2 separate regions of the Mus musculus genome follow, and region 1 is linked to region 2. Evidence: chromatin loops called from intact Hi-C (ENCODE). Cell type or tissue: heart. All regions are shown on one strand. Each heading gives the region's core, and the rest is flanking DNA. Links, peaks and the distances in the headings are about the cores only.

Region 1 (10,914 bases), core at 1,032-9,031, 85 kb before region 2:
CCACTCATTTATTTATTTTGTTGTTCGTTAGTTTGTTTATTTTTTATGAACTTGACACAAGCTAGAGACATTTGGTAAGAGGGAACATCAATCAAGACAATTTCCTTGCAAGACTGGCATGTGGGGAACCCTGTGTGCATTTTCATGATTAATTACTTGTGTGAGTGCTGTCACTCCTGAACAGGAGGTCCTAGGTTGTATAAGGAAGCAAGTCGAATTATATATGTATATTTATGCGTTAAATTACATTTATTATAGGCGCTTTTAGAAAGATAATAGTATGACTCCTATGACATCAGACCTTCTTACTTTTATCCTCCTACCTTATTCTATGGTTAGCTTCCTCCTCCTTAATTAGAGCCCCCAGTTTTCCAGTTTCCCTCATTAGATTCCCCTGCCACCACCACAATCATCCTCTTTCCCTTTCCTAGTTTCATCAGTGACTCTAGGTTTTGGAGTTACTGCCTCTGATGAGAGATAACATGACTTTCTGAGTCTAGGTCATCTCATTCAATACGCTCTTTTCTTGGTCTAACCATTTACCTGCAGTTTTCATGATTTCATTTTTATTTTTAGTTGAGTAATATTCCAAAGTATACATATGCTATATTTCATTCTCTATTCACCAGCTAGAGGACATTTTTCCCTCATTTTTTAGCTATTGTGACTAGAGCAGCAATTCAGGTGGAAGGCAAGTCCCTTTCATTGACAGCACCATGTACTTCTAACTCAGGGCACAAAGGACCTGGGCTTGATGTGACCTGAAAGTCTCCTCCCTGAGGACAACCTTTCAAGGTACCAAAAGGCACCATGAAGGGAATCAACCAATACTCCTACACAGTTAAGTTACCTATGTACCACAGCAGTGACCAGTGTGGCATGGCACAAAAACCTCAAGGATGTAGTTTTGGCATACTTGTCTCTAATTATACTTAAGACCTGGTTCACAAGAGGGAAACCATGCCTAGTTTAGGAAACATAATCAAGTACCCAAAGCTAGTGACGTCTTGGAGGAGAACCTACAACCTTCATTTTATTAAACATAATTCCTAACTATATTCTAAATATTTATTGCTATACCCACATATTATATTTCTCATCCCATGTCAAACAAACTTCTCTTTGTGAGACACAGGGAAAACCACAAACAGTCAAAATGCAGAGTTGTGGAGCCTAGTCCCAAGTGATACCTCTACAACAAAACTCTTGCACCTGAGGATCATTGTGGAAGAGTAAGCAGAAAGATTCCAAGAGCCAGAGGAGTAGGAAGTTTGCTATGAGAATGTATATCTTAGAAATTGTCAGAAGCTACATACATAAAATATAAACAACATGACTGCATAAATATTAGCTAAACAAGTACAGCATGGATAAACATACTAACTTGGAAGCAGGAAAACTCATGAAATCTTGATGCTTAGACAAAGAATTACAGGCAATCAAGGAATGTAGAGAGCAGGAGAAATAGTTTTCTTTTGGGAAGAACACACTAAGTGGTTATCTAATACCAAGTGCTCAGCCCTGAAAACGTATGTGTGCAAATGACAACATATGGAATGAACAGGTTCTGTGAATATGTTTAGGAATGTATATGCAAGCAATTGAAGAAAAAAGCCAGACATTTGAAAGAGAGCAAGGAAGGGATACATAGGAGGGCTTGGAGGAAGGAAGGGAAAAGGAGGTTATGTGATTATACGATAATCTTGAACATTTTCTAAAAATTTATTCAGAGGAAGGAAGGAAGGAAGGAAGGAGGAAGGAGGAAGGAAGGGATGGAGGGAGGAAGAAAGAAGGAAGGAAGGGAGGAAGGAAGAAAGAAGGAAGGAAGGGAGGGAGGAAGAAAGAAGGAAGGAAGGGAGGGAGAGAGGGAGGGAGGGAGGGAGGAGGGAGGGAAGGAAGGAAGGAAGGAAGGAAGGAAGGAAGGAAGGAAGGAAGCAAGAAGGAAGGAAGGGAGGGAGGAAGAAAGAAGGAAGGAAGGGAGGGAGAGAGGGAGGGAGGGAGGGAGGAGGGAGGGAAGGAAGGAAGGAAGGAAGGAAGGAAGGAAGGAAGGAAGGAAGGAAGCTGAACAAGTCATGAGGAGCAAGCTAGTCACCAGCATTCCTCCCTTGCTTCTGCTTCAGTTTCTGCCTACAGAAACTCTGTGTCACCTCTGTGACCTGAGGGTCATTGAAAGATAAAAGAAACCCTTTCTTCCTCAAATTGCTTGTTGCAGTGTTTTATTGTCTCACTAGAATCCCTAACTAAAGGAGATTAAATTGGTACCAGGACAAAGGGGATTGTTGTAGCAGACCTCTTGGTTCTGTGTGAGGACTGTGGTAGAATTTGAACTTTGGGCTGGAAGAGCCATTGGGTTCTTGATAAGAATGTTGCTGATAATAAAATGGGCAAGATCTGGCTTGTGACAAAGCTTGAGAGTCCTTTAAAGACTCTACTGGGGCCACTTAACATTTTGAATTAAGAGGTGTGGTTCTGGCAGCTGGAGAATATGTTGTGTCGAACAAGAAATCAGAACTGCTAAAGTGAAATTGTACTGGGACCAAACTGATCAGGTGAGCTGAAGACTCTGCTGTGACTAAGATGAGACCAGCATTATTGAAGTGAAAGCTTTGAGAGAATTTTTCTCAGGGTCAGCACACTGAAGCTGTGGTAGGTGGACAAGGCCATACTTTGTGCTGGCAGCCAAACTTTATAATTGTAAGAGACACCCATGGTGCCGGATTCGAAAGCATGAAGAGGTCATGGAGAGCAGTCGATGTTTGGCACCAGGAAAGTCTGGAAGAGACCATTGGTTACGTTATAGCCTCAGTTGCAGTAGCAGCCCCAGGATTGAAGGGGTCATGGAGGCTCAAAAGACTAGTCCATGGACTGAGGGAAAGGATTGCTCTGTGGCCAGGCTCTTTGTTTCTAGTCAACACACATCTTGTTTCTGAGCCCAAGAACTGTAGTCCTCCCTATGTTCATCCATCAGTAAGAGATCAATTTCCTCAGCTCCTAATTATGTCATGGCTTTTTGTTACTAGTGGTCAGGGTTTAGGCTAGGTATTTCTAGATTCTTGGAATTTTTAATTAATCATTTTATTTTATTTTTTACATTTCAAATGTTATTATCCCCTTCCCTGGGTCTCCCCTCCCCCCTCCACCTCTCCTTGGCTTCTAAGAGGGTGACCCCACCCACCCACTCCTGACTCACCCCTCTAGCATCTCCCTTCGCTGGGGCATCAAGCCTCCACAGGACAAAGTGCCTCCCCTCCCACTGATGCCAGATGAGGCACTCCTCTGCTACATATGTAGTGGGAGCCATGGACCCGCCCATTTGTTCTCTTTGGTTGGTGGTTTAGTTCCTGGGAGGTCTGAGGGGTCCAGTTAATTGATACTGTTGTTCTTTCTATGGGGTTGCAATCCCCTTCAGCTCCTTCAGTCCTTTGCCTAACTCTTTCGTAGGGGTCCCCAGGCTCAGTCCAATGGCTGGCTGTGAGTATCTGCATCTGTCTTAGTCTGGTGCTGGCAGAACCTTCCAAAGGACAGCCATGCCAGGCTCCTATCTGTAAGCACATCTTGGCACCAACAATAATGTCGGGTTTGGTGTTTGTAGATGGAATGGATAACAGGTTGGGAGGACTCTGGATGGCCTTCTTAGCATCTTATTCAAAGAATTTTGTAAGGGTCCATGATTCACTAAAGGATGGCAACCCATACTCAAATAGTATGCAAAGGAAAGAACATTTTACTCTGCAGAAGTCCAGTATGTTAGAGTCTACCATCTACTGAGATGGAGGTCCACCCCCACCCCTATCCTCACCCCCCATGAACTTTCAGGTCCAATTTAAGGCATAGTAAAGGAAATCCAGGGAGAGGTAGATTATCTCTATTTTCGGTTTGATCTTTATGGACATTCCCAAACCATTACTGGGTACTGGGGGCTGGCTGGAAACTGTTGCTGAGGTAGTCTGGAAACTGTTGCTGACCCATTGCCCTTGCTTCAGGCCAGGTGGTGGGGCAACTTGTGATGGTAGGGCAGTTTCTGACTGGCTGCCTGAGGCCTGTGGGTGTTTTTGTTGTTGTTGTTGTTTTGTTTGTTTGTTTGTTTGTTTGTTTTTTTCAGTAACTGACATGCCTGGACACGCCTGGACTTAAAAATAGAGATTTAGGCCTAGTCTCCTGAATTGCCAATGTGAAGCCTGTCTTGGAGTCAGCCTGTCTCAATTGAAGATAAAGGCTCACAGATTGGCAAAAGAAGCAAGAAAACTTAATTCAGAGCAAAGTGATAGTGTAGATTACAAAGGGATACACTGGTGAGATTGACAGGTGGCCACAAGAGTGACATCACTTAAGGGCCCTGACTACTGTTTGGCACTTCCTTTTATGGGATTCAGTAGAAGAAAGAACATGTGTACAATTTTGGTGGTCCTTCATTTTGATTGATAGATTAGGTCATATATTCCCCTGTCCTATGCATTCATGTGACTTTCCATAATGCACCTGGTTTTAACTATATGTATACCTAATATGCATAGGCATAAGATGGTAAGTAGAAGAATTTCCTTAAAAGTGAGTTTTAGGACACAATTTTCCTGATCTTCCTAAATATGCTCAGTCCTTCTATTCCTCATAAAAGGGTAAGTTTGTAATATACTTAAACAGAAACCATTCACATTTGTTTGTTATTAGGGTTGAGAAATTCATACTAACATTCAGAGATGGAAGTACTTGTAACTTGATTCAGGTTAGGGGAAGAAGGGGGTTCTGCGCATGCTTGCTCATTGTTTAGAGAGTGTGTGCATTGTGTGTGCATGGTACATTTAAGCAAGGCACTGGGCTGGATTACAAGAAGGTGCTTGGTGTTCTAGAACTTCAAACCAAGATATTAAACTATGCTGTGCTGGTCTGTCTAACTTTCTTCTTTCTCTGGTATTTTGAATGCAGTGGAAATGGTATGAGTATTCTGTGAGGGTTCAGCAGGTCAAATACTCCCATTTTCTTATATAGCAAGCTACACACAAACAAGGAGGTAATCTTTCAATACAATGAGAAACATCTCATACCACATCACAATGAACCAGCCATGAGATTATATAATTGAGACCATCTTAGTCTAGTCACATCCCCCATAGATGTGACCTGCCAGCCAATTAACACCAAGCTGTGCATGCCTGAATCAATCTAGTGGCAACCAGAAGAATTGCAGTTAAGCCAACAGAGCTGTTAATTCATAGATTGTGAGCTCACACATTTGTCATTTTGACCTACTACATTTTGAGATGGTTTGTTTAGCATAGTAGGTCATTGAAGAAACAATGAAACAAAAGTTTTCAGAGCAGTGGTTTCTTCTTTTACAGTGTTTTCACTGTGAAGAGCAGTTCCTTCTACCAGATGAATTCCCTGAGAGCTTTCTTGTTCAGCAGTAAAAACCACTATCACTACCACCACCACCACCACCACCACCACCACCACCACCACCACCACCACCAAACCAAACAGCCCTCCTCCCCGAAACAAAACGAAACAAAACAAAACAAAGATGGTGTGAATCTGGATTAGGACAGGGTAAAGAATTTCCTTGAGATGTCACTGCTGAGTTTGGCTGGGTATTAGAGAGGTCAACGGGAAAAGAGGCACAGATGAGAGATATAGAAATAACAGCCAAAACTACTTACCAGCCCAGGTCAAGCAAAAACAGAAATCAAGTACCACAGATCCAAAGACAAGTGTATCTGAGCTGAAGTAAGTCTCTTTGGCACTCTTGCTTCTTGGCACCTACTGCAATGTTACATTGTTACAAGAATCTCTGCATGCTCGGTAATAATTCTTTCAATTCTTTCTTCTGCGCTCACTGATTTCTGCCTGTGCATAGATTAAATTTGAAAGTGAGGCTGTCTCCACCTGTGCTGCCAGAAACCTTCCAGGAAATTCCCCAATCAGAACACTCAATCAAGCCTGTCCATGAAGTCTGTCTATACAGTAGCAGCATTAGCAGGTGGCATGAGTGGCGTCTCCCACTGAGCAGACCACAAACACAGACATCTGTGGCCAACTGCTTGGAAGAAAGCCACGCATACACACTGCCTCAGAGGGGTGTTCTTAAGAGCCACCCATATGCCAGGGTCTTGGCTCTGTTTTTCAATCTAAGAATAATTTGCTAAATTACTCAGAATATACCATATGCAAGAATGCAAAGTCCTCCCCCACCCCATCCCAGTCTCTCTGATGAATTCTTCTTGTAGCAGAATTCTGCTTATAACTCCTAACTGAAGGTTCTGAGCTGTCTCTGTCTCTGTCTCTGTCTCTGTCTCTCTGTCTCTGTCTCTCTCTGTCTCTCTCTCTCTCTGTCTCTCTCTCTCTCTCTCTCTCTCTCTCTCTCTCTCTCTGTGTCTCTCTTACCTAGAAAAAATCCTTCTGCAAAATAAGCCTATACCCAGTGAGCTGCATGCCCTGTTTCTGAACCAAGTTTCTTGTTTTTCTTTTTTATTAGATATTTTCTTTATTTACATTTCAAATGTTACCTCCGAAAATCCCCTAACCCCTCCCCGCTCCCAACCCACCCACTCCCATTCCTGGTCCTGGCATTCCCCTATACTGGGGCATAGAGCCTAAGCCAAGTTTCTAAAGTGCATTTTTTTCCAAGACATGATGGCAAAGTCTCCACTTCCTCACATGGAAAGACAATGGCTACCAGGAAAATGCTACCTAGGTTCAGCAATAATTAGAGAAATATGTTGAAGAATGAGAAAACAGAAAAGAACAGAGAACTGTGTGGTAATAAGACTCTATGAGAATTGTTTCCTAAAGGCATTTTCTGAAGGATATAATATTTTCCTCATGATTACCCTAAAAATGGGATTTCCAGAGTCTGGAAACAGGGAAATCTGAGCAGTTCTTACGATTGTACCATGAATGCGATTTTAGAAGTGTTTGGTTAACATTTTTACTGTGCATAGTCATGGGATTCAGTATGTGCTATTTTAACACATTCACATAGATCCAACCTCTCTCCCTCCAGCCTCCCCCTTCTTCCCAATCTCTACTAATCACTTTTCTGCACTTGGGCCAAAACTATTCTTTTTTAACTTCTTCATATGAAATAGAACACTATCACTTGTCTTCCATGTCTGGCTTATGAGTTATTTGACTTACCAAGGTATCCTCTACTTTGATCTGTTTTGCTTCAATTTGTAAGACTTCATTCTTCATGGCTGAATAATTTCCATCACGCATGCGTACGTTTTCTTTATTCACTCCTTGATAGATTGGTTCTATATTTTAGCTATTGTCAATAGACCATAATTGTCAATAGACAAATAGAACATGATAGCAGGTCTCTGTTCTTCTCAATGCTCCTGCTTCATCTGTGCTTAGCTCTGTCCCCTTCATAGCTTGACAGTCTACCAAGATACTGGTTAACAAATGACAAGCCACACTTGTGCCATCATGGTCTATTCCACTACAAAAACTTGCCATTTGAGTTGAACAAGCATTCAATAGGCATACAACTGGCCAGTTAGCCTTAGAAATCTTAGGCCTTGAAAATTGGGGTTGGCTCTCAATTACTAGTCCTTTGGTGTCCAAATAGGCTTCTATCAAATCTGTTGTAAAAAAAAAAAAATGAGTCCATAAGGAAGAGAGGAAGAGCTGAACGTGAAATGGGTACAAGTGAAAGAACCTAGTGGGGAAACCCCCACTCAATTCCCGATTCGGGGTGCACCCAAAGAATCACAAAATATGGTCTTGATGTAAATACACAAGGTAGTTTAATGGCGGAGCTCCGGGTCGAAATGTATCTCACGCAGGAGACAGTGGATTCTACCACGAGGCTTGAAAGCTAGGGGTTTTAATAGAAAAGGGTCTGGAGCTGGGGGAGGAATTGGTACGGTTTCACATGACTGGCTCATTTAAACATCAGCAGACTGTACATGCAGATCAAGGTAACAGCAGAGCATCTGGTTAACATTTAACTTAGGTCAGAAGGGTGGGAGATAGGGAGGCGCCGGGCCAGTTTGGAAATTCTTGTATGTCTTCCCTATCTTTATGGCTAGTTGGTTCCTGGGATGACTTTATAGCCTTTGTTCTTTGTTCTAAGCCCAAAAAGCCCTCCTAACTAGCAAGCCGCATGAGTCATGGACCTTGAATGAACTTTCTGGCTAGGGCTTTGAAGTCTTAGATTTAGTTTTCTTTCTTTCACAAGCATGGGCTAGCTATAGGAAGAGTTGTTGTGAGTGTGTGTGTGTGCACTGTTCCACCACTTAGCTCCACTCCCAACCCCTGTCCTTGTCCGAGTACAGCCATTATTTCACTGGCCCCTTAACCAGTTCTTCAGAGTCTCTTCTTCTCACTATCATGGTATAAATTTGGCTCACTGCTTCTGACAACTAAGGAGATAGGAATTGATTTTCTGAGGTCTTCCTAAAACACCCACTTCTCCAGCAACCCATAGAAGTCCATTCTCTCAATAGATATCTATTTATTCTGACAGCTACAGCAGAAATGCAAGGAAATATGTGTTGTTCATTCTCTTAATGGATACCTATTTATACTAACAGTTAAAGCAGAAATGCAAGGAAGTAAGCTCTACCCTTGGACTTTCCATCTAGAAGCCATGCTACCACAAACAAGGACTGCCTTGTTACCCAGTCCCACCCATCTTAGAAGGAATAGGTCAGGTGTTCCTGGTGGCACAGTGGTCAGCTGTCTTGAGTAGGGACAGCCAAGGGTAGGATTGGCCAGGGAAACCTGGCCTCTTTTTGTTTCATCAGCTTAAATTCTTTCCCCATCAGACCTCTTGCATCAAATGCAAACGACCCGTTATTTAGGCCAATTGTTCCTGCTTGTTGTTTTGTCTTGTTTTTGTTCTTGTTCTGTGGCAAAAATGGGGCATGCAGAGGAGGGAAGCTACAGCAAGGGAATTACATAATTCTGAGGCTTCCGGAAGAGTTGATGGAGTTACATAGCTCTCTCCTAATTATTTCCCTCTTGGGCTCCAATTACATGGTCGAAACTTTTGGGCACTCCACCAATTCATCATCTTCAAATTCCCATGGATTAGGAAAACCAAAGGGCCTGAACCCAGATCTTAACATTGTTCTTGTGCCAGCAGAAGGCTTAAAGGATTAGATCATGGGAGGCAGGAGGGGATAGTTTCTGTCTTAAGCAGGCAGACAACAGCCTAAAATTTGGCTGGCAGTCTCCTGCAGGGAAATCTCCCTTTGCTCATCACTGTCAGAGGGCCAATATAGTTCTTCTTTCTACAAAAAGCATCAGGGACTCTTCAAAGAAGGCAAGGGCTGAACAAAATTACTATTTCTCTCTATGCACAGTTACTTTGTGTTAATGTTTTTATTTTGTTTTGTTTATGGTGCTAATTTTCTTATTCTCTGAGTTTCCCTCCACTATACTGTCTGCATCCGAGATTCTATTCAAGGTCTTGTGCACTTTAAGTGAGTGCCTCTGTGGATGAACTGTAGCCTCAGCTTTTATCCTCTTTTGATGTGTTGCTAGAGGGTTTGGGAGAAGCTAGGCTACTGCCTCTCAAAGTGAAGGTCATGGACACTTTGTATGCTAACAGAACAATCAGAGGGTTCAGCTTTTTTTATTCAGTGCTTATCAAGGCTATGCTGTACTTTCGGGTGCTCTAGTCAGAGCTCTGATAGTGCATGACACCTTCCAAGATGAAAACAGCAGTGACTTGGCTAGTCTTAAAAACCCTTGGAAAGCCCCAGAGAACCCCCAAATAAGTGTTTATCTTATACTCGCTCTTATCAATGGTATGTGGTTATGTTCATGTGCCAAGAGGCCGAGGTTATTTTGTTTGTGCTTCATTCAGGATGAATTTCCTACCATATAGTGAAGTGGGCACCGACCTACTTGGCTTTTGTTTGTTTGTTTGTTTTTTGTTTTGTTTTGTTTTGTTTTGTTATGACTGGATGAATCTATGGAGAAGTCGTAGTGTATCAGTTCTGCCTTGCCCTTTCTTTAGGATATATTTTTAGTATCTAAGTGCCCAGGAATCACCATTGCTTCAAGCACAAGTTCTTTTTTTTTTTTCCAGCCTGAAAGGAGTTTGGAGTTTGAGGCTGCAGCCATGGGTGGGTGCAGTAAAAGCACCCAGGAGGCAGGGTCTCCTCCTGCCCCACCCCCACCTATCTGCTCACAAGGTCCCAAGGCTGCCTCTTTCTCCAGCAGTCCTTACTAAGTGGAGAAAACTAGGAGTTTCCAGGAGATTCATTTTCTACCTCTTTCATGTACCTCGTCCTTCTGGCCTCAAATCTGTGCTACCTCATGCTGTCCCCAGCCGAGGACTGGGAAGACCAGACATACAGGTGTCTTTATTTGTGCAATCAAGCTATGTAAGTCCCAGCCCGTTTGCAATACGACTGAGTTAATACAGGACCGACAAAGGGTTGTTTGGACGTGGAGACCAGCTAAGGGCCAGGATATCCAGAGGCTGATTTAATGACCACAAAAGGACATGAGGGTAGAAAGCACCAAATAGTCCATTGTCATCGGCATGCTATTTGGAAAGTGAGCCAGTATGCTGAGGTTCACAAGGATTTGCGGAAGGGGCAAGCAGTGGAGGCAGACTCTCAAGCAGGCAGCTTGCAGCTTTCCAATACAGCTGACAAGCAAATCCTCAAACTGCTTGTCACTGTTCAGATAAAAATGATCCGGAACAGACAGTTCGTGGCTTTAAACTGGCCGCAGAGCTAAAGGGTAAAGTGATGACAGCAAACACAATCGTTGTGCCTTCCCGAGCCAGAGCTACCAAAAGCTAACGGATAAACTCACGTTGATAAATATGCTTGGCTATCTCCTTCCTCCAATACCTTGAACTGGTCAGCTCTGACAGTCTTTAGCTGATTGCAGAGTTGCACCAGCAGAGTAGTCTGTAGTTAATTATTTCTTCCTGTTGTACTTGAAAAAGGG
Region 2 (10,914 bases), core at 1,673-9,672:
TTATTATGTTAGAACATGCATGTATCTTATCTCTTCCACTCTGGGTTCTGGGGATTGAACTCAGGTCATCAATCTTGTGAAGCAATGCTTTTACTCACACGTCATCTCCCGGACTCTTCAATTGTCTCAAAAATACAAGGAGGATTACTATACTGATTTCCTCTGGGTCCTGCTAAAGGGTTTAAATGAGACTATGTATGGCATCTTGTGATTGCTTAGTGACGAATCAGTGTTGACTCTTATTTCCGAAAGGAGATAAAGAACAGGATTTGTACACAAACACATTTGGTACCCTGCCTGCTAAGTGGCCCCGTCTTGAGTGGCTACTTGGTCAATGAAATGTGATCATGATTCTTCCTAAATTTTACCTTTTGGGCTAGATTCTGGTTTACTGTTGATTTTGATACATTTATCAATAAGTAATATTTTCAATGGTTTGATACCATGTGGTAGAAAGAACTCAGAATCTTTTCGAGATAAGAAAGTTTACATATATATATATATATACACACATATATATATATACACATATATATGATGTTGGATGGAAGGGATGGCACAGACCAGGATAGGATGTATGGGTTGGCAATGAAGCCTAGATTGTGACCTTAAAGTGACCCTGGAAATATTCTTTTGAGGATTTTAGAGCTAAAATTTGAGTCTCACAGTATCTGTGACATTATTATATCCAGGGGTGGAATCTCACAACGTGCTTCCTTTCCTGTAGAACAAATAATACATGGCATTTCCTAGACTGACAGTTCTCTAGCTTAGATTCCCTTTTTAGTGCTCCACCTAAAGGCATGTCATGTGTATACAAATAGCTGATTTTTAGGCTTTAAGTTTGCTGTAATATATAAAAATGCAACCTTGGTCTTTTTCCTTCATACAGAATCAGCTATAGATCTATAATGAGCTGTACATATTCTGTAGTTGAGGCTGAATCTTTTAAAAAAATAATGCTATGTAAAGAGACTCTCAGCAAGCTTTATCGCTTCCCTAAAGTTAATATAGAAACAAAAGAACTAGGGTTTGTCAGGTTTGGGCTAAGAAACACTAGATCTATGAAGGGTGGTGTAAAATTTCATTTCTGACCAGCTCTCAGATGATGCAGATGTTGCTGGTCTGATGACACTTTGTGTAACATCAGTTTTGACAGTGGTATTCAGGCACTTTTCTCCTGTTGAATTCTCTCCCTCTTCCACACTATTGCTGGAATATGTAAATAAGTATATGTACACACACACACACACACACACACACACACACACACACACACACACAATCAGAAAGATTTCTTTCTGGTAAATCTCTCCATTATAGACTTCTGGACCTTAGGGTTGGTTTCAGAGCAGTCACTGGAAACACAGGGTAGGGGGCAGAATAGAGGATGCTAAATGCACAGGAAGGAAATATGAGGATCAAAGGATAAGGTAGACGGAGCCTGATGTAGATATTAAGTGAATAAAAGAAAGAAAACAGAATATGGACATCATGTGATTTTTTCCCCAATGTGGTCCCTAACCTGCCTTTGCATCCTGACATAGCTCCTATGTGTGCACTCTTCTTTAAGTAACAGAGGAAATTTACTCTTCATCTGATGAAAAGCACAAGTGAGTTCTGGTTCCTTTTCCTCTCACTTCTGCCTCCATTCCTTCTTCACTGCCGCCATCTGAACACACCCCTCCATAGACAGTACTCTCACTATTTTTTTTAACACAACCCATGCTTTAGACTTCGGAGCTTTGATATGCTTTTCAAATTTTCTTTTGCACTTATCTCACAGGCACCTAGAGATTACTGTAGAAACCTTGGAAAGGAATGTTAGCAATTATGCAGTCAAATCCTACAAGATTTCAAAGTCTTGGAAAGGGACTTTTGCAATTATATAGTCAAACCCTTTCGTTTTACTAAGTGCAAACCTGTGGCCCAAAGTAGTTAGTGGTTTCTAAGAATATAGGGCTCACTGGTGGCAAGGGAGCACCACAATCCAGTCAGTTCTCTTCTGTGCCAGACAGACTGGATGACTGGCCAGGGCATTTTCACTCATCGTTGTTCTTATAACCTTTGACTATAGCTAAGTTCCTCATATTAAAGGCATAGTATGTATTTTTGCATGTCTTTCAATATGAAGGCTATGTGATTTGTTTTAACCAATCATATGTTATCAGTAATATAGACCATGAAGAAACATGGAGAAAGCCTCATTTAGCTTTTATTATAGCTCTTTTGCCATATCCTCATATATGGTAGAAGGTGGGACACAGCCTAGATTGACTGACTGCACAACTTCAGATACCCAGATGTGCAAAGCAAATCCACACAAAGGCCATGTTGACACCTACCTGACCTGTAATGCACTGAGCTAGCTAAGCTCAGTCACCAGGAGCTAACTCTTACAACGTTGTGAGTTAAATGACTGTTCTTGAATACTAGACAGATTGGTGTCTTTGAAACAGCATTGTTAATTGCATTTCCTAATGACTTTCATGACTTTTCTCAAAAGCTCTATAGTTGTGACATAGAATGAGTTGTTTACCATGTTTAATAAATAAGGTGCTTGCCGTGTGTGTGTGTGTGTGTGTGTGTGTGTGTGTGTGTATGCACATGTGCAAGTGTGCACAGGTTTGGGTATGTGGTATGTGTAATACATACACACACACACACACACACACACACACACACACACACACACATATATATATATATATGTATATATATGTATATATATATATTTTAGCCATTTAACATCTAGGAGCAACCTCTACTACAATTTAAGGTAGTGATGGAGGACTCAGAAAACTACTTCATCTCAACTTGGGATCTCTTCCAAGTTCCAGGCCTTGGGAGTTTTGTTTTGGCTCTAGGATACTATTCGTTTACAGGGCCCTGTTATTGAGGCCTGGGAGTTTTCTTTTTTTCAGTGGGTGCTTTCTTTAGACTTAACTGTCATCAATTAGAGCTAAGAATAAACATGACTATGAGTAAGAAAAATAATTTCAATTCTGCTAAACACTCCAGAGATAACCTTGTTTAACGGGACATTATGATTATTCCTGAAATGCCAAAGCGCCAGTCTATATCTTTGAAGACTTATGCTGTGGTTGAAGGCAGCTTAGGAGAATTAATTTGTAATCTGGAGGTAAAATAAAATTTCAGTACATTATTATAAAAAATCCCATCATTCATGAACTAAAGGAACAGAAGCTTTTACCGCCTAAGTGACTTAGAAAAGAATCACGATTTAAACCTAACTAAACTCCTGTCTTTTGATCCAGGCTGCATGCCTGTTGTTCCTGATGAAGCCCTTACTATAGACCCTGGTAGCTATGTGCCAAGGGAAGACTAGCAAATCACTTCAATATGCTTTTGTTGAGTGCCTAGGATTTCAAAATTGCTTTCCTAAGATAAGTAGGGAATATTTCACTGAAAAGCAACTCTAGGGAAGGAGAAGGTGGTATTCTTCCTGACACTGGGCCTTGTAACACAGAGTAGGATTTCGTGGAAAATAATGATTCCTAACCATGTGCCATCAGCCCAGGCTATTTCTAATCCTTTACTGGGCATTTCAGTATCTGTCTTGTTTAGAAGACGCTGGCTTTCCACTCTCTCTGCGTAATTCTTCAGTTTTTAGAGCCTGGTTATTTGCTGGGCTGGCTGTTCTTCTGTTTGGCATTATGAGTCTAATTTAATTTGACAATTTCTGTAAAGAGCCAGGGACTGTATAAAAGGGCAAGCAAATGGAAACCTGGAATAAGGAAAAAAAACACAGTTGAAAAGGAAAAGTATTTCAAAGTATAAACAATCCGGCAAACTGCTAATAAACAAGAAAACACAGGCCCGGAAAAAGAATTATAGTAATGTAATGATAGCAATAATTACAATTCATCAAGTGCTTACTGTTCTCAGAGCTTTACATGGAGAACAACATACTAACACTGGACTCTGAGAAATAACATGAAGTCGTGAATTAGATTTTGGACAAAGTCGCAAGAGATAGAAGCTGTTTGATCTATGCAGAAATGGTGTTGTATTTCTTGGTTGAAATATTGAAAATGACCAGGAAAGAGGCAGAGAGCTTTTTTGGACGATAGACTTTTATGATTCTTTCCCAATCCTTAGCTCCATTTCACTAAGAAACCTTGAATACAATCAGGATCTTCCTTTTGCATGTGACTCTAGTCACATCCCATGAAGAGTTTGAACCCTTATAAATGCACTTTTTGAAGAAGAAAAAAAAAAGGACGACAAACTTCATGTATGTAACATAAAGCGTGCAACCTTGAGATGCTGTATTCTCTACAAATAAAGACACCCCCCAAAAAATTAAAGCTGGAATTTTGACATATACCAAAGCCATATGAAAGGCTCAGCTGACTACTAGTTATTGTCACTAGCTTGTAGCACCTTATTTAACTATGAGGAGCAAGAACATGTTTACAAATCATGACGTATGCTCTCTAGAGGGACAGGAAGAGAGGAAATACAGAGGAAATCCACTTTTTAAACACACAAACTCTATGATGACCTTAGAAAGTTGGAAGGACTAAAACACTAATCAAAGGCTAATTCTAGATTGAGCAAATTCTATTGCTTTTCTACCAAGAGGAAGGATTACATTCACTCTCTGAATTTAATTCCTACATGGATCAACATTCAGAGCAAGTCTCCGCTATACACAGTGAAGGCAGCAAGTTCAAATAGGCGGAGTCTCAGTGGAACATCCCCAGTGAATCTTGGGTTCTATGAAGGCTTTTCACAGAGAAGGGACCTGCCCTCATGTGGTCCCCAGCTCAAGTAAGAGTCTCTTCATCTGTGCACGCCTTGATGCTGGCTCTTTTTAAGACCCAGGCAACATGGTAAGAGCCCAACCTCAGCCCCAGCAAGGACTGTTGTCTTGACTTGGCCTGAGCATTTAGAAAACAAGAGGCAGGCTCTGTCACATGTCCTAGGATGAACTCAGATTGTCCCCAAGGAGTGTTCTCTTGATCACCTAAAATTAGTTTTGGTTTTTCTTTTTCCTAAGTGTATATTTCAAGAGTGGTAAGCTGTCCTAGGGTTTTATCCGGATAATTGATTTTGGTGCTTAGGGAGCGAGTGTGTCCTAATTATATATAGTCACTCCTAAGCATGATGTTTATACCTCCTGCTTACATTGCTGGGGTTTAGGGTTGACCATTTACAAGTTGATTTGAAAGGGAGCTGGGTACTCTTTTCCTAGGCATTTGAAGGCCTATGACCGCCAGGGACCTAAAATCTCCACCCAAGGTGAAGTCAAAAATGATGATGGGACTTCTCATGGTCAGCAAGCTAGAACAGAGTCAACATGAAGGTCTGTGAGTGAGGCAGGGCTAGGTGGGAATTGCAGTGAATACAGAAGACGTGTCTGAGTAGCCCATGATAGTTACCTGGTCTTCTTGACTGGATTATAGTCGAGTGAAATGCATGCCCAAGTGTGGCTTGTTTGCTTTTTGTTTTCAAAAGAGAAGACAATAATACTGAATTTTGTATTAATTCTGACTTTTCAGCATTGGCCTATAAATTAAAAACACAAAACACGAGGCAGGTCTATATACAACTTGTAGACAATCTGGGCAATGATCTGTATGTGTTTGTTTATGAAGCTGGAAGATGGCTATCTCACTCAGTGGGGCCTCTCCAGCCAGGATGGGCCTCTATGAAAATTTGTACCATTTTTCTTTGGTATCTACTACATCTAGCTGGAATTGCCTAACCCAGGAACATGTTTACAATTCTAATGAGAAGTTTATTGAGATGTATAGAGTTTGGGTCTGGTTATTCTCACTGTTTAAAGATTTTTTTATTATTAATTTGCAAATTTTTATAATAACATTTATTGACAGTAGTAACACAAACATGTAAAAATACATATGTATTTTTCAGATACATAAAGCCAGATTCTCTATGTTCGCTCTTATTTGTGGTTCCTAGCGCTAACCTTCAGATATGAGTGCAAATCTTAAGTAGCGGCAGACACCAGAAGAGCAGAGAGAAAGATGGTGAGGATGAAGGGATAGAGCAGAAGCCTGAGAGGAAGGAATAGCACGTTGTGGACCCAATGGAGAGGGAGCAGGAAACATGGGAGGGTTTAGCTGGGGGGAGAAAAGGGATGCAATTTACTGAAAGGGGAAGGGAATATTAATACTGAAGATGTTTGAAAAGGTCATAGAAAATGTTTTATTTTATCTCTTTTTTATTTTTATTTATTTATTAGATATTTTCTTAATATACATCTCAAGTTTTTATTTTATCTTTACCTAAAATTCCATATTATATATAAGTACACACACACACGCGCACACACACACAAACACACACACACACACACACACACAATGCTATGTCACTAGGGATTTTCTTCTCATGAGAGTAAGAATAATTCTTTCTATGAGAAGTTTCAGTACTAGACATGAGAAACTTCCTCTTGAGGTTTGGTCAGAGAAGTCTAAGACATCTCCTCACAGAGCAATATGGACAATTGGTGTTGATTTTGTTAACTTATCAGAATTTGAAGTTATGTCCCTATTGAAGACACCACACACTTTGAATATAGGAGTTGCAGGATGTGAGATGGATCTCACCTGAAAGCCTCCTTCCTGTGGTCTAGCATTCATAGTACAGAAGGTGCTATGCAATCTGCCAATGGAGAAAAACTGCCAAAACTTATACCTAGCTGTGATATCTACATGACACAATAATAATCATTATGGCACTATACCCTGAAGGTGTTATAGTGGCAGTTATATCTTGTCTAGTGGAATTAAGACCTGCTCAGTAGGAGAGAATTCAGGCCTGATAATGTAAACCTAGCCAACTACCCAAGACTGATCAAGTCATAGACTCGAAAGGAATATCTACTGCTGTCACTTTCTTAAGCTAATATAGCTTTTAACTATAACCTACATAGTCATCCTTATACTGCACAGGTAAGTGTAGCTCTCACCTTTCATCAATGACGCTTTTTTTTTTTTTTAAGCAGACAGAACGCCACAAATGGTCAAAATGAAGAGAACAACTGAGTCTGGGGTTGTCAAGCCTGATTATTAGGGAACACAAAAAAGAGGTCAGAAGACCAAGGCATATACCGAGAGACAGTGCCTTCTCTATAGAACAGGGAAGCTGCGCCTATAAAATATTAACAATATGTTAGTCAAAACAAGGCCTGAGCACTGACAACACTAGTAGACAGGCCAACATGGATGCTGGAACTCTCACAAAGCCCAGTCGCTAAATGAAGAATTATGGGCAATTCATTATTGCTGAGAGAGGGAGAATCAGTCTTCTCTGGGGATGAGACCATGGTAGGTTATCCAATACCAAATGGGCTGCCCTAAGTATCTATGAGTAACACTAAATGGATTCAGCATGTTTTGTTGATATATTTATATATGCACAGTCATATAACTATAATAATTAAAAGAAACAATAGAGAAAGTACACAAAAGTAGAAACTTGGCTTGGAGGTAGAGGAAGAGAAACTAAGGGAGTAGGAAGTCAGGAATGATAACAATGGTTTATTTAAAAGGATTAGAATATATTAATTGTTTTTAAAAAAGCACATAGGGGCACCATGATGTTTTAATAGTTTGCCAATGTGGCTCTGTCATGTGACCCACAGCATGAAAGGAACCTGATACTCTGAACCACAAGGTAGAAAGAAGGTGGCCAACTGGGAACATTCATGCATGACTTCTATTATTATTTAACAGAAGCCAGTTCTGGCACTGTTTGTCATAGCAGCTAGTAGTCTATGGATACATTCTTACACACACAATTTAAATTGTCTAATTTACACTGGAATTAATGAAATGCTGAATATACACCAAGATACTATAAATATTTCTCCTCTTCATGATTCACCTTTATTAGCCAATCTTTATAACGTAAGGATAGACTCTTAAAGTTGCTGTAGGCCTTTTTGCTTATTCTGAATTTAAAGTAGAAATTAGAGAATAATGCCAACTGTAAATTTTGAATACTTTAAAGCTACTCCATAGCTATAAGAAAGAGCTGGTGTTATGAAACCCAGGGACATTATTACTTCACATCAATCTTTATCATTTTTTCTTTTACAAGGAAACTATAGAAATGGGAAAAATTGCCCCTTTCTTCCATCAGTGGCTAAAATATATAGCATCTATGGTTTATTGCTGTAGTGAAGCTAATTTCATAACCACAGGTCAGGTTACTTCAGTTCAGTTCTATTGTAAATCAATTTTAAAACACCAGTCCTTTTTTTTTTTCTGCTTGAGTAACAAGGCAGAGATAAAAAGCAAAAGCTTACTGTTTGCAGCGACCATATCCTGGATAGGTCTCAAAAACTGGGGGGAGGGGGGTCTTCTATAAATTGTTCAATGCAGAGGATTAAAATCCTTTCTGAGGAATCCTGGATTTAAGCATGGTAAATAACAGCACAAGAGCTATGATTCATCTCACTTGTGACAGGAAAGTCTACTGGGTTCCACTAACCCTGTTCTGTACTCAGTTAATCACAGTAGTGAGAGAGCCAACATAGCTTCACATTATATATAGCATGTGCTTGGAAGTGGACAGTAAGCCCTGACCTGTGGTTCATTTTCTGCTTACACTAATGTCTATTTTTTTCCCTTCACTTCCTAATACATTTCCTGATTATCTCATACAGCCAGATTTTAAAAGTGTACTTCTTTGTACCTGGCCCTGTGATACAAGGGACAGGAACATGAAACAGCCTTGATCTTACAGAGTTCCCAGATTAGTGAGAAAATGTCTTCTCCAAAACAATAGCGTGATACACTGACAAGTATCATTCCAAGATGTGTACACAGGCAAGGACACAATGAACAATCACCCGTCCATGCCATCACAGGGAAGGAATTACTCAAGACCACAGTAATGGTTATCATGGAATGCTGGCTCCCTTGCATATTTTCTAAATGACAGCCACTTAAGTTCAATACAAGCCCATTGGGTCACTTCCATTGTCCTTCTGTTACATTCTAAAATGACCATGAGAGGAAGAGTGGCCAGAGTGGGGTGAAGCATAGTAATACATTCCTGTAATCCCAGGAACTCATGGGAAGGAGGCAGGAGGATGAACAGATTAGTCAGGGATATGCAGTGAGACCTACTGTCTCAGCAACCCACAAAAATTCAAGAATTCTAAACAGGTTTTGAAAAACCTGAATATGTTGTCTAATTTTATGCTAACTAATATAAAACATCCTGGGTAAAAATATCCCATGATAAAGCAGAGACTAATAACCTAATCAATCATAAAAACTATCATGCATAATTGGTTACGTGATGCATAAATGCCACTTGGAAGATGAAGCAACATAATTCCTATAAATGTAAGTCCTCCTATGAGTCACTGTTTCAACACATGCTCATGATGAATGAGTATAAATGAGACATAAGTTTTACAGGTGGCACAGGCCTGTACTGTCAGCTACTTAAGAGGCTGAAGCCAGAGAGTCACAAGTTCAAGGCCAGCCCAGGCAACTTCACAAGACTCTGTCTCAAAATGGAAATGAGAAGCAGGCTGAGGACAAGCTTACAGCAGAATGCTTTTCTAGCACGCATGAGGTCCTGGTTCCAATTCTCAGTGTCTCCAAAAAGAAAAGAAATTTGACAGACTTCTCAGCTGCCATGAAAATGTTTCAACTTCTGCATTGCCTGCCTTTTTGAGAGGTGGGAAAGTTTCCCTGTTTCAAAGTGTTTTGAAAATGCGTCAGGGCCTCCTCGGTTTCACTAACAGAGGAAGGCAATGTGCTTCTGGTGACACAATGAAAACACAACTCAGAAATGTGTTGGGATAGGTCAGACAAAATGTGTGAGGTCTCACGGACTTGAAGGCTATCAAGGTCACCACAATCTTGTTAGTAATGCAAATTCTTGGGCTAATTGTATATGTAGAAAAGCTAAGGATGGGACCCAACTTATCTGTATTTTACTAGTTGTTTCTGCTGATGTCAAAATATGAGAGAGTTCTGATGGTTAGAGCATGAAGAAGACCTGCAGGAGTCTATTTCCAGAGAATACAGATTAAGTCACTAACTGAGCTTTTAGTGTGAATGTGTTGGCTAGCACATTCTGGGTGGAAATTTGCAAGTTTCTTTTGGGCCTGGTGTACACTAGTTCCTAATGCATATTAGTGTGATCTGACTTTATTAGAAAAGATTTGAGAGAGCCTTCCTAAATTTTCCAATGACTTCATCTACTTTAAAAAAAAAAAAAACCTACACAGATTTGCATGGGTTCGAAGCACTTTACCGTCAACCAATATTCAATTGAATTTAAGTTTGAGTATATCTTGTCCCCGACCTTATGGAGAGACCCTAATCTTAGTGGTCACATATAAAATATAACAGAAGTCTAAGATGTTGAGGAATACTTTCCATAGAGAAAGTAAGTGATTACACAAGAGAACTGATGGTCTGTGGTTGGAGCACGGCCAGTATGTGCCAACACAAGCCCTTCCCCATATATTCCTCAAGCAATATATGGAATAGACAGATAAAGGAAAATTCCAATTGGTCCCGGGGCCAAATGTTACATAACATTTCAAGTCAAAGGAAAAATTGTCAAGAAAGATTATGCTCTGCTTTTATATAAATAAGACTTGGGCTGCATACCAGCGTGTTCAAAAGCAGTGCGTCCCACCAAAACAAGACCAAAGTTCTGTACAAGTAATTTGTTACTGCACTGATTAATAGCTAATGTTGTTCAAGAAAAAAACAGATTTCACACTAAATAACAATCAAATACTGATGCTGGGGACACAATGTACACTTATAAGGCTTTTATTTTAAGATATCTAGCTATGACAGTCATATTTTCAACATTTTCCATCTTCAACAAATGAAACATTCATTCTTTTTAGCTGCCTTCTAACCAAATATTTTGTCTCAA

What was found. A loop is a pair of places that touch in the nucleus more often than their neighbours do. Peaks named below come from ENCODE experiments on the same cell type or tissue, not always from the same donor. Only the 100,000 strongest peaks of a DNase experiment are listed, where the experiment ranks them.
Region 1: it touches region 2 in a loop (2.1-fold over the local background); 2 of 42 quality-filtered maps call a loop at or near these places.

Annotation. Positions count from the first base shown.
Region 1 is chr2:135,536,370-135,547,283 of GRCm38, reverse strand. Gm31993 (a long non-coding RNA gene) reads right to left here and starts at 5,897. Exons shown (of 3, transcript XR_375007.1): 1 at 5,655-5,897. In heart, for the core only: no CTCF peak of the experiment used is centred there; no DNase peak of the experiment used is centred there; H3K27ac peaks cover 431 bases.
Region 2 is chr2:135,452,244-135,463,157 of GRCm38, reverse strand. The region is part of intron 31 of Plcb1 (phospholipase C, beta 1); the gene reads right to left. Among named protein-coding and RNA genes, the nearest start is that of Gm31993, 84 kb to the left of the region's middle. In heart, for the core only: no CTCF peak of the experiment used is centred there; no DNase peak of the experiment used is centred there.